Linked DNA regions of Homo sapiens: region 1 is linked to region 2. Evidence: chromatin contacts called from ENCODE Hi-C or POLR2A ChIA-PET data. All regions are on one chromosome and are shown on one strand. Each heading gives the region's core, a stretch centred on a gene start or an enhancer-like site at or near the end of the contact. The rest is flanking DNA. Distances are from core to core; before and after follow the strand shown. Region 1 has its middle 96 kb from the start of LINC02815. Region 2 has its middle 130 kb from the start of LINC02815.

What was found. A loop is a pair of places that touch in the nucleus more often than their neighbours do. ChIA-PET counts read pairs that join two places held with the same protein, here RNA polymerase II (POLR2A). Pooled maps may share reads with other maps.
Region 1: a map of dorsolateral prefrontal cortex shows a loop between it and region 2 (2.0-fold over the local background). The contact joins two enhancer-like sites. A Hi-C loop is called at or near these places in 5 of 168 maps with a recorded cell type or tissue (A673, CD14-positive monocyte, HepG2 and 1 more) and 1 of 50 pooled maps. POLR2A ChIA-PET finds 5 or more read pairs at or near these places in 8 of 52 experiments (B cell, CD4-positive, alpha-beta T cell, CD4-positive, alpha-beta memory T cell and 5 more).

Annotation. Positions count from the first base shown.
Region 1 is chr1:229,055,713-229,060,977 of GRCh38, reverse strand. No RefSeq gene overlaps it. Among named protein-coding and RNA genes, the nearest start is that of LINC02815, 96 kb to the left of the region's middle. RefSeq lists enhancers at 509-1,008, 1,636-2,136. Within about 2 kb of position 2,522, at least 16 of the 41 ENCODE cell types and tissues checked have a DNase peak (open chromatin) inside an H3K27ac peak, as active enhancers do; they include dorsolateral prefrontal cortex, where a contact is called at or near this core.
Region 2 is chr1:229,021,544-229,026,831 of GRCh38, reverse strand. No RefSeq gene overlaps it. Among named protein-coding and RNA genes, the nearest start is that of LINC02815, 130 kb to the left of the region's middle. Within about 2 kb of position 1,994, at least 4 of the 41 ENCODE cell types and tissues checked have a DNase peak (open chromatin) inside an H3K27ac peak, as active enhancers do; they include dorsolateral prefrontal cortex, where a contact is called at or near this core.

The sequences.
Region 1 (5,265 bases), core at 1,273-3,772, 34 kb before region 2:
ACCCAGGCTGGTCTCAACCTCCTGGGCTCAAGCGATTTTCCCACCTCAGCCTCCCAGTGTGCTGGGATTACAGACGTGAGCCGCCACGCCTGGACAGGTCAAATATTATAAATTTTTCTGTGAAGGTGTTTTAAATGAGATCAACATTTAAATCAGTAGACTTTAAGGACAGCAGATTAGCCTCCATAACACGGGTGGGCCTCATCCAAACAGTTGAACACCTTAAGAGAAAAAGACTGAAATTTCCCAAGGAATATGGAATTCCTCCAGCAAACGGTCTTCAGTTTTGAACTGAAACTCTTCCCTGGGTTTCCTGCCTGTCCACCTGCCCTACAGACTTTAGATCACCCTGGCCTCTACAGTCCTGTAAACCCATTCCTTAAAATAAAGTTTCTCTCCCTCTCTCTCTTTATGCACACACACACACACACACAGAAACACACAGACACACAAACACACACATACACATACACACAAACCCACACATACACACACACACACATGCACACACATATACACATACACACAAACACATACACAGAAACACACAAACATAGCACACACACATACACATACACACACACACAAACACACAGACACACACACATCCTGTGCATTCTGTTTATCTGGGTTCAAACTCCAGCTCTTCCACTTACAGTGAGATTTTAGACAGGCTATCTCAAATCTTTGCTTCTGTCTCTGTAAAGTGGAGATTATACATTTAGTCCAGTGCCTGGCACTTAGGAAACTATTAATAAATTAGAACTCTAACCTTCATCAGGCCATGATGATTATCATAGTAGCACTGGGAAAAACTGTAAGAAGTCTTGCCCTTCCTGTTCTTCAAGAAATCTTGTCTCTATCCCTCATTCTAAGCAGTGAAAACCTCACCTTTTCTTGAAAATCTCAAGGAAATGAGATTGTACAGACATCCTCTGCTGAGCACAGCAGCCCTGCCCGGCACGTGAGGGCCCGATGGCCCCAGTCCCACCTCTCCCCTCACTGCCGGGCAGCAGGGAGGAAGCAGCAGAAAGCGTTTCCCAGTCAGGACACGTTTGTTGTCAGCTCTTTCCTGGACAGAGCCAGCTTTTCCTTCTTGTTTTACTTGGCATCGATCTGTGTATTATCTGTGCAGTTCTCTGGAAAAGAACAGAAAACCAACTTCCTATGTGAATAGCCAAGAGCACTGACCTCTCTGATCTCTGGCTGTCTTCAGGACTAACTCAGAATTCCTGGCTCCTCCTGTCTCTGGCCAGGGAGGCCGCCTGAGTTGGTGCACAGAAACCTCAGCTGGTATCGGGAATGTTCTGCAGGACCAAGGGTGGTTCCAGGGTTTTTACATAGAAGGGGCTTGAAGGCAGGAGTTTGGTTGAAAGAGAAATTGTCCTATAATTGTATTTGCAGCACAAACACAATGGTTTTATTTAGAAGGCATATCACAGAGCATGAGGGTGACAAACTGGCCAGTGGGATAAATCTGTCCCCCTACCTGTTTTCGTAAATGAGGTATTGTTGGAACGCTTCTATGCCCTTTCTATTGCCTAAGACTTCTTTCGCATTGTAGCGGCAGAGCGGAGTAGTTGAAACAGAGGCTGTATGTGTGATCGCAAAGGTCTAAAATACTTACAATCAGGTCCTTTACAGGAAAAGTTTGCAAATCCCTGTAACACAGCAATAAAACAGCACATTTTAAAAAAAGATGCTACATTTATAACAATGTGCGTAAAAATAAGAAACTATCCTTTGCTCATTTCAAATCATATTTTGGGGATGTCTCGGTGGGTGGTTTAATGAGGCCCCTGGGTGGGAAGAGGAGTGTAAATTTTCCTAAGTGACGTTTGTGCTGTGACCATGGAGACACTCCTTCCTCAACCCAGGTCCTCTGAATCTCACAGAATGCCAACCTGTGGTCTGAGTTTCTGCTTTGTTTTCAGGTTTTGGCCTCTGCCCAGCAGCACAGACTGTCCTCTCACCCGGGTTGTTTTTTCAGTTTTTCTTGCATCGTGGCAGCTATGGAAAACGGCATTCATTATTTGTAAAAGGATGCGGCTGCTCACGGCTGAGGAGACAGCCACAGGAGCTGTCCCAGACCCCATCCCCAGGACTGAGGCATTGGCCTCTGCACACGTGAAACCCATTAGCAGCCCGGAAGACACTGCAGCGGAGGGCTGGGAGGCTCCCGCTGGTGAGCTTCCCCTTGTTCCTGGTGACAGCGCTCTGGATCTGCCACTCAGGGTGTCAAGGAGAGTCGGTCACACTTTCCTGTTCCTGCTCCAGGATGGGGCCTCCTGTCCCCCAGGGCCCCAACCTTAACAAAAACCTGAAGGAGCATGCTAGGTCCTGGTTGAGTTGTTTTCTCCTATGTTTCATTTAAGCCTAATTAAAGTTCTGGTATTAGGCCAGAGAGATATGATACTATTAGCTATGTTTTGTAATGGAGGAAATGGAACCTCAGAGCACTGCGGCAAGTTGCTCAGGTAAATGGGCTCTGAGCCAGAGGATCAAGTGCTGGCGGTGTGCTGGCAATGCCAACAACAGGATCTCCTTGCACAGCAGGGAGTGGGGAAGCCTCATCCACAGCATCTGCCCCAGCCCTTGAATAAATCCCCTACCCAGGGGGCTCACCAACCCCGGACTAGGATCCCTGACCCTCTCTGGGCCTCTATTCCCTGACCTGTGGGTTGAGAAGGTGTAGCGCCTGGAGCTGCGGAGCAGACCTGCACAGGAAGTGCTTTAAAAGCCACAGAACCTTTAAAAGCCACAATCTTAGACGGCGTGGGTCGGTGCCAGCAGAGTAGGAGCCCCAAGCATGAAAAGACCTGGCACATCCCACCTCGGTCACCCATGTGCGACTAAAAGCAGATCCGACACTAAGCCATATGTTTAAGAAGGCGTTTTTCTCATGATGCCTATGTAAATCATCACATAAAAAAAGTGTTGGGCTCCCTATCTTGCTATTGCCCTAAGCATGTTTTTGGCCTTTCCACTGGGTGACCCAGCCTGGGGACAATATGTTTGAGAAAGATAGGTATCTTGTAGCTTTCAGGACCCAGCTGGAAACTTTAGGAGAATTAGGGGTATCCAGTATCCAGGTTGGAGTAACTTCAACAGCCTGGGACTGAGTTTAGACAAATGGCCTGCAGAATTGTACCTAACTAGCTGTGTAATCACTCATGAATTGTTTTCTGAGCACCTCTGGCAAGGTGCTGAGGGGGAAGAGGTGAGATGCTTGTCTTCTCTGGGGCTGGGGATGGAGTGAAAGATGCATGTGGCAGAGGCCACTTATGACCCAGGGAGTGCTGCTGCCATGATACCTGGGCAGCATCCGAGGGCCCATAATGGCCAAGTGTGCTGTAAGGGGGTCAAGAGATCACCGTTGAAGTTGGCAGCTGTGGGAGGCTTCCAGAATGGCAGATGGAGCTGGGCCTCGAAAGGCAGGTGGGATTCCAGCAGGTGAGGACGGAGGCTGGACCAGCACTCTCAGGGATCCATCGAGTGGTTTTTCCTTTCTCTGTTTCACTTGGATGCCCTTGATTCTCACTTCCATTTCCTCTCCTGGTTTGACCCCTGAACTACATCCACAGGTGAGAGGGCAGCCTTGACTCCCCTGTTCTGGGACTGGTTATTAGGCTTGGTAGGGGTGGAGAGGAGGGTGGCTTCCTCCCAGAGGCAGTAGTAATATACCCAACCGACACTCCAGCTTTCCTTAAAGGCATCTTCGCATCCCTTTAATGAGTTCATTTTTCCATTATGTAGCCTAGAGGTGTGTGATTGGTTAAAATTCAAAGAACTAGTATTTGGCCACCTTTTAGCACCATTTAGCAATTATTTCAAATATGTTCCTTTAGAATGTGCAGGTGCTTGTTAAGAGTTCTTTTCAGCAAAGATCCTAACACAACCGGAAAAGTCCTCGTGTAATATCCTGTTACGTTCTCTAGGTTGATTTTACATTCTGCCTATATGACTGAACACATTTCCAATGCAATTAAAAAATAGTTTGCAACAACTCAGTGGGTGCTGATGTGCAGCTTCCTCAGTTGCCTGGCCCATCATTTTCATCAGGTTACTCTTAGGGCGTTCTGTGACCCATAACACTAAGGCTATGTGACCCATAACGTAAGACCAAGGCCTGCTGGCCTATAAGGCAAGGTGCTGTTACCAGCTTACTTGATGCCCCTGGCTCATCTTAGACTTGAGGTCTCCTAACTCCTTGCTTAGAACACTTTCACAAGATTCTTTTGTCCCCTAAACAAAACAAAACAAAACAAAACAAAACAAAAAACAACCCAAAACCAAAAGCCTTGAGACCTCACTTTTTGATTTGAATTTTTATTTAACCTAATGTCCTTTTATCTCTTAATAGTTGGCTCTGGAACCCACTATGCAGCTGAATCCTCTTTCGTCAGCCCTTGTGTTTGTTGGTATAATTTGGTGTAAAGGAAAATAAAAAACTCTCAGGACCCCCGAAGTCCTTATGCAAAAGGGAAGGTTAAGCCTGGAGACGGAGTCACATAACACTCCCTTCCAAATGAAGAGCTGTTACCAGCATTATGTGGTTCCCCTCTGGAAGGTAAAAGTCCTCAGACATCTACAAAGGACTACCCCACAGACCATTCATAAGTAAATTCTTTGCTAGCCTCCTATAAATAAGCACATGTCAATTGTAACTTTGGATCTACAGTCTAAGGCTAGCGCCAAAAACTAGTCAGTTCATTCTGTATTGATAATGTGAGTTACAAGCTTATCTTCCCAGGTGCAGAACATAGACAAGATGAGACCAGTCATTCCTCCACCTACCCAGAGAAGTCTGCATAATCAGTTCTTCATTTACTCCCTTTTTTCTCTTCAAACATTCCCTTTATCTTATGTAAAATATAGATTTAGTGAGCACTAATTAAAGTCTTACAAGAATGTGACCATTTACCTTACTGCCTACCTGCCTGTCTTCCTACCTGCCTTCCCCCCTTTAAGGAAATGTACAAAGACTAAACCTTCTGAAAACCTTTTTAGAAAAAAACAGCCACAGATGTGTCAGTGTTTTCCCTGGATGCTCCCTCCAGCTGGCTTAATAAACCTTGATTGACTGAGACTTTTGCTTCAGTCACTCATTTCAGTTATCATCAGATTACATGAGAATATCACTGTGATATCTAGAAAAACAGCCTCTGCTGCTGTAGGAACCATGCTTGGAAGGTCTTCCTTCATTTTCAGTGCCTGCCTGCCCTTCTGCAGTAAAAATCACCTACTCTACCTGCCCTGGCACCT
Region 2 (5,288 bases), core at 745-3,244:
TCTCGAGAAGAAGAAGAAGAAAAAAGGAACCCCTCTTATTCTTTCGCCATTCGTATTTTATGTGTATAACAGTCAATATTATGATGAGCACTGGGATTCATACTAACTCATTCTATTGCTAAAACAATTTTTTCACTGAGCTTTTTCTTTTGGTGCCTCTTAAATAATCTCACTATTAAGCCAAAAAAATCAGAAAGTGAGCTATTTGGGAAAAAACAAGCACAAAGATGAACTCAACCCTGGTTGAAATATAGCCCTGGGGAAGGGAACTACTTGATCTCCCAAAGCACAAAGATCGGCGACTTTGTAGCACTTTGAGTGTCTGGGCCTGGCAGGCAGCTCTGAATGTTCCTGTTGCCTCTAAGGTTACAAATGATTGTCTAAGGCCTATGTTACACCTTCATACCCATGTACGACACTCAGCCTCTCATGAGAAAAGAAAGCTTTATCTCTAAGATGAACTTTGAGGTTTAAAAATAAAAGCAGGGCTGCCGTTTCCCAGGGCCACTGTTGAGACTGCGCAGAATGGGCTATTTCTTTACAAATAAACAAGCGTCTTACAGGCTGACCAGCTAACTGGCATTTCAGGTGGCTGAAACTTTTCCTTTGAGGCCTACCCAGGTGAAGGGACATTTACTTGGGTTTAACATGTTTGCATCTGAGGAGAAATTTTTAAAAGCATTTTTCTTATGGAGAAAGGGAAACATTTTGCTATTTATTTATTTATTTATATTTTAGAGATGGAGTCTCACTTCGTCACCCAGGCTGGAGAGCAGTGGCGTGATCATAGCTCACCGCAGCCTCGACCTGGGCTCAAGGAATTGTCCCAGGAAACTGTTCTTTTCAAATGGCGGGGAGACAGAAAATGCTGATGATCCACAGTGCTGCTCAAGTTTAGAATGCAACAAAGAAACAGCCAGTTGTTGTGAAATTATTCGCCAATCATTACACACAATGACAGGAAATTATTTATAGAAAAAATCCCAACATAATTTCTTTCCCCAGCATCCCAGGGGACAAACCAGGGAAGGTAGTGCAGGAACAAGCCCAGCAGTGAGCTGTCACCTGTGGCACTGCTCAGCCACCTGCTGTGTCTTCAGTAGCTTCCCCTTCAGGCATGGGGCTTTCTTCCTGCCTGTACCTTAGTGTATCCCAGCAGGATGAAAGCACTTCTGAGACAGATGTTTCTGGGTCCTAGTGTTTCTCTTTGCCCTGCCCTGGGTTTAGTATGCACACATCCACACTGGCGGTTGCTCCTAGCCCCCAGGGCCTATGTCCTGCGACCCTTCTTGGCCTTTACTTCTCATGGCATGAAGGAGGGAAAGGCCCAAAGAAGCGAAGGCCCTGCATGAGCTAGGTGGCTGGGGAGGGGTTGAGCAGGCTCATAATTAGGAAGATGACAGACAAGGATGCTGGCATCCTTCACACTGATGTGCTGTGTAAAGTCCGGCTCGCAGTGTGACCCTGTCACCCCCAGAGGACCAGGACCATTGAGCGGCACCTTCTGACTGGCACAGCTCCTTTGAGGCTCTCAGAGGCGCAGGTTTTCCTCCAGGCCTGGTGGCTCTTCCTGGAGGGGATGGTGCTGCCATCCTCTCTAGCAGTCCAGGGTCTGCACCGTGGGCTTGGTGGGGCCCAGTGTCCTCGGGTCACAGCTCTCAGCAGAATTCTGCTTCTCTGCTGCCTGTGGTAGCTCCTCCACCAGGACCCAGCCAGTGCCAGGAGGGTGGAGTGGGTCCCGGAGGCAGGAACGGGGTAGCAGATCCCTGGAGAGCTGAGCCTGAAGGGACCATGGGCCAGCTTGGGAAGTAAAAAGAACAGTAGAGAGGCTGGAGCCCAGGTGTGGGTCTCAACTGTGGGTCTCAGGACAAGCGAGGGGGTATGTCCCCAGAGGGATGGGAAAGTGGGCCCAAGGCTGAGTGAAAGCACATTGCCAGGAAGAGCCAGGGGACGGAGAGGGAGCCAGAGAAGCAGAGGATTCATCTGCTGTCCTGGGAACCTGTGAGTCACTGCTGCTGAGTCATCAGAGCTGCCTAGAAGCTGCTTGGTTGAACCCAGGAGCAGAATGGGAAGGACCAGAAAGGAAGTTCTTCTCCTTCTCCGGGACCCTGGAAAAGGATCATGGGCGTGGCTGGGCCAGGCAGCACCATGAGGGCATCAGCCTCAGGTGGAGCAGGTCCTGGTCAAAGAGCTCCGTGGTCCAGGCCAAGCTGCTAGAGCAGAGCCCGAGGCCCCTGGCAGTGCGGTGTGGGGACCGTCAGCACGCACTGGCTTACGTTCTAGACTCTACGTTCACTTTAGAGGTGAGGCAATGGAGACCTGGAGACTTGCCCGGGGCCATAGAGAGTCAGAGGCGCTGGTCCTCCAGAGCCCATGCTCCCTAATCACTGCCCAGGGTCTGCAGTGATCAGATCCTGGAGACACAGTGACGAGACCTTATCATGCTTGTATTGTTAAGGGCCCAAACTGAGCTAAATGGCCAATTGAAAGACGGATAGATAAATTCCAAGGATGCTCTCCTTATGGCAATGCCATTTGATTTGCTGGTGTATTTATATATTTGGGGGATTTTTAAACCTCTGAATAAGTATATAAATTTTTTACCATGCTCATGTGAGGAGTCCCCAGGCCTGGGAAATAGGGAAGGACTGCGCAATTTGCTGTTTCTTTAAGGAGTGGAGCATCTGCCACCATTCTGTGTCTGGCTGCTCTCCCAGAACCTGGTGCACTGACAAGGCCAGGCTGTGGCTCAGGTCCACATCCCAGGAACTGCCCTGCCCTGGGTGCGTTGATGGCGATGTTGGACGTGAAGGTGTCTGTGGGCTTAGTGTGCACACTCTCCCCTTTAGAGAAGTGGATGCTGGGAGTTTTATGTTGTCCCATGCTCCATCTGGCAGGACCCAGTCACCTGGATGCTGGTGTGGCCTGGGCCGACCGAGTATCTGTATCAGCTGCCGTCTTAGTGCTCTAAAATTTGCCAGTTCCCTTCCTGGGCTGATGGCCTGCAGGCTGTGCTGGCTGTCTCCATGGGAGCAAGGCTGTGGACTGCTGTGTGTCCCAGAGAGGAAGTGGACTACTGAGTTATGTGCGTACGACAGCCTGTGGTTTCTCTGTAGGCTGCAGCAGACCCAGCAGATGAGCCAAGGAGACCCTCCTTGCCTCTGCTCCACGCCGTTCACCATCCTCTGATTCTGTCCACCTCATAAATGAGAAATCCGAGGCTCCCTGAGGGTCAATGCATTGATCAAGGTTCAACTGCTTGGAAGTGGCATATCCCCAACTCAAAGTTAAGCTTTTTTATGCAAAAGCTGGTGCTACACTGTTGTACCTAGTGCCTGTTATATCTTGTGAGTAATTTTGCTTTGGCAGGACAGACCAGCAGTCTAGAAATCGTTTCTTAGTGATGCTAAAGGGCACCATGGTGGAGTCTTTTCCTTCATGACTAGAGTGATGTGCCTGCCCCAGGGAGCTCCTGACCTCTCCCTGGACTAATCAATGATGTTTGCAATGAATTATCCCACCCGAGATTTCCTTCTCCAAAAGAGGGGTTTTGCAGGGGCTCTGCTGTTTGGATAAGGCGGTGAGTCAAGGTAAGATTAGAAGCCTCTTGATCTGCAGAGAATAGTGCATTGTGGGTTCTGGCTGCACCCTACAGGGTTGGGACCCAGGCACTTCCTTTTCTGTATTGCTTGTTTGCAAGGAAAGGGCTCCTATGTCATCCATAGTGACCAAGCGGGTGATGACAAGTGTTCTTGCTCCCATCATGGGTATCTCTGGCCTGGACAGCCAGGAAGAAAATAGTGATTAACTTTGCGCCAGCTTTCCTTTCTCTGGTTGATTTGGCAAAAATGCTCTGACTTTCCCTTTTGTTCTGTTTGAGGAAAATTTTAGCAGGAGGAAAGATTTTGTCAGGCTGAATTGATCCAGTTGTGTTTCCAGGGCATCCAAGCCTCTCCCTGCGGCCCTGGCCCGCCTCCTCCCCATGCACCAGGCTCTGGCTCCCGGGTACTCCTCCTGCCATGGGGCCCACGCAGCAGCTACAATGCATGCTTTGTTCAGGGAGCCCTGGGGAGGCAGCTGGCTACAAAAAAGTTCATCCACTAACTGGGCTTGTCCTTGACATCTGGCTTCTCTCCTAGGACCTCATTTTCCCCAACTTAAGTGGGATTTTGAATTAATGAAATTATAGCCCTTTGAACTGACTTGAGAATTCTCTCCCAGGCTCAAATTACATCTCCACTCAGTGTGTCTAGATGGCTCCAACACTTTCACAGATCATCCCCTCCCAACCCCTAGGAGATCATCTACATTGCTGTTTTCCAGTTGTAGAAGAATGTGATTCAATAGAACCTACTGCCTGAGACAGTGATAGCATGTGTGCATTTATTGAGAGCACTATACTAGGCATTTTATACTAATTTTCTCTAAAATTCACAACCCATAAGGTAAATAATGATACAATATCCCAATTTTTCTGACAAGGAGACCAAAGCTTTTGTCTACAGTTACTCAGCTAGAGGGTGGCAGAAGCTAGATTTGAACCCATATCCCTCTAATGCTAAAGCCTGTGAGACTCCACGGTGTCCCTCTAAGTCACAAGTTGTCTGTGAGTGTATATTTACAAACACATGTGGACAAAAATTTTGATAGTAGCATCCACAAACGTCACATTGAGATGTGAAACAGGCCTCTAATAAATCAGATCGGGATATCTTCTTTGCTTCTCACCTGGCATGATGCTGGGTTTGTGGCAAGATACAAATATGTATAAAGTTGGCCTCCTGTTGCCTCAACACGAGATGCCTTTACATCCTAAAATTGCTATTACTTAAGTTAAAATACATCACACAGTCTACTTCAGCCTGCTTCAGGTCAACTTGTGGTTGTCACAGGGGCCAGCCTCAGAGGTAGACAGAGTTTAGACTTTTCAGTCTTACCCCCAGTGTCCTTCTTCTCTCACTGGGAATTTCCCTTTGATATTCCCACCAAATACCCTTGCCCTGGATGGAGTCATATTCTCTGAAGTATCTTCCATTCAAGGGTCCTAAGAGTCAAGGTCATTCCTGATGGAAACACACGCCTAGGAAAAGAAAATCAACCCTCAATGTGATCTAGGTCCTTTAGATCTAATTTCCACTTTTTAAAAAAATCCAAGGGTCAGAGGGACATGTTAAATGACACCATAAGAACATAGCAGCAAGTCCAGACTGGGGGAAACTGCAGGACAAATGACCTGGTTTCTTCTCCAATAAGAATTTGTAAAGAAAAAAAGGCCAAGTGTAGGTGCC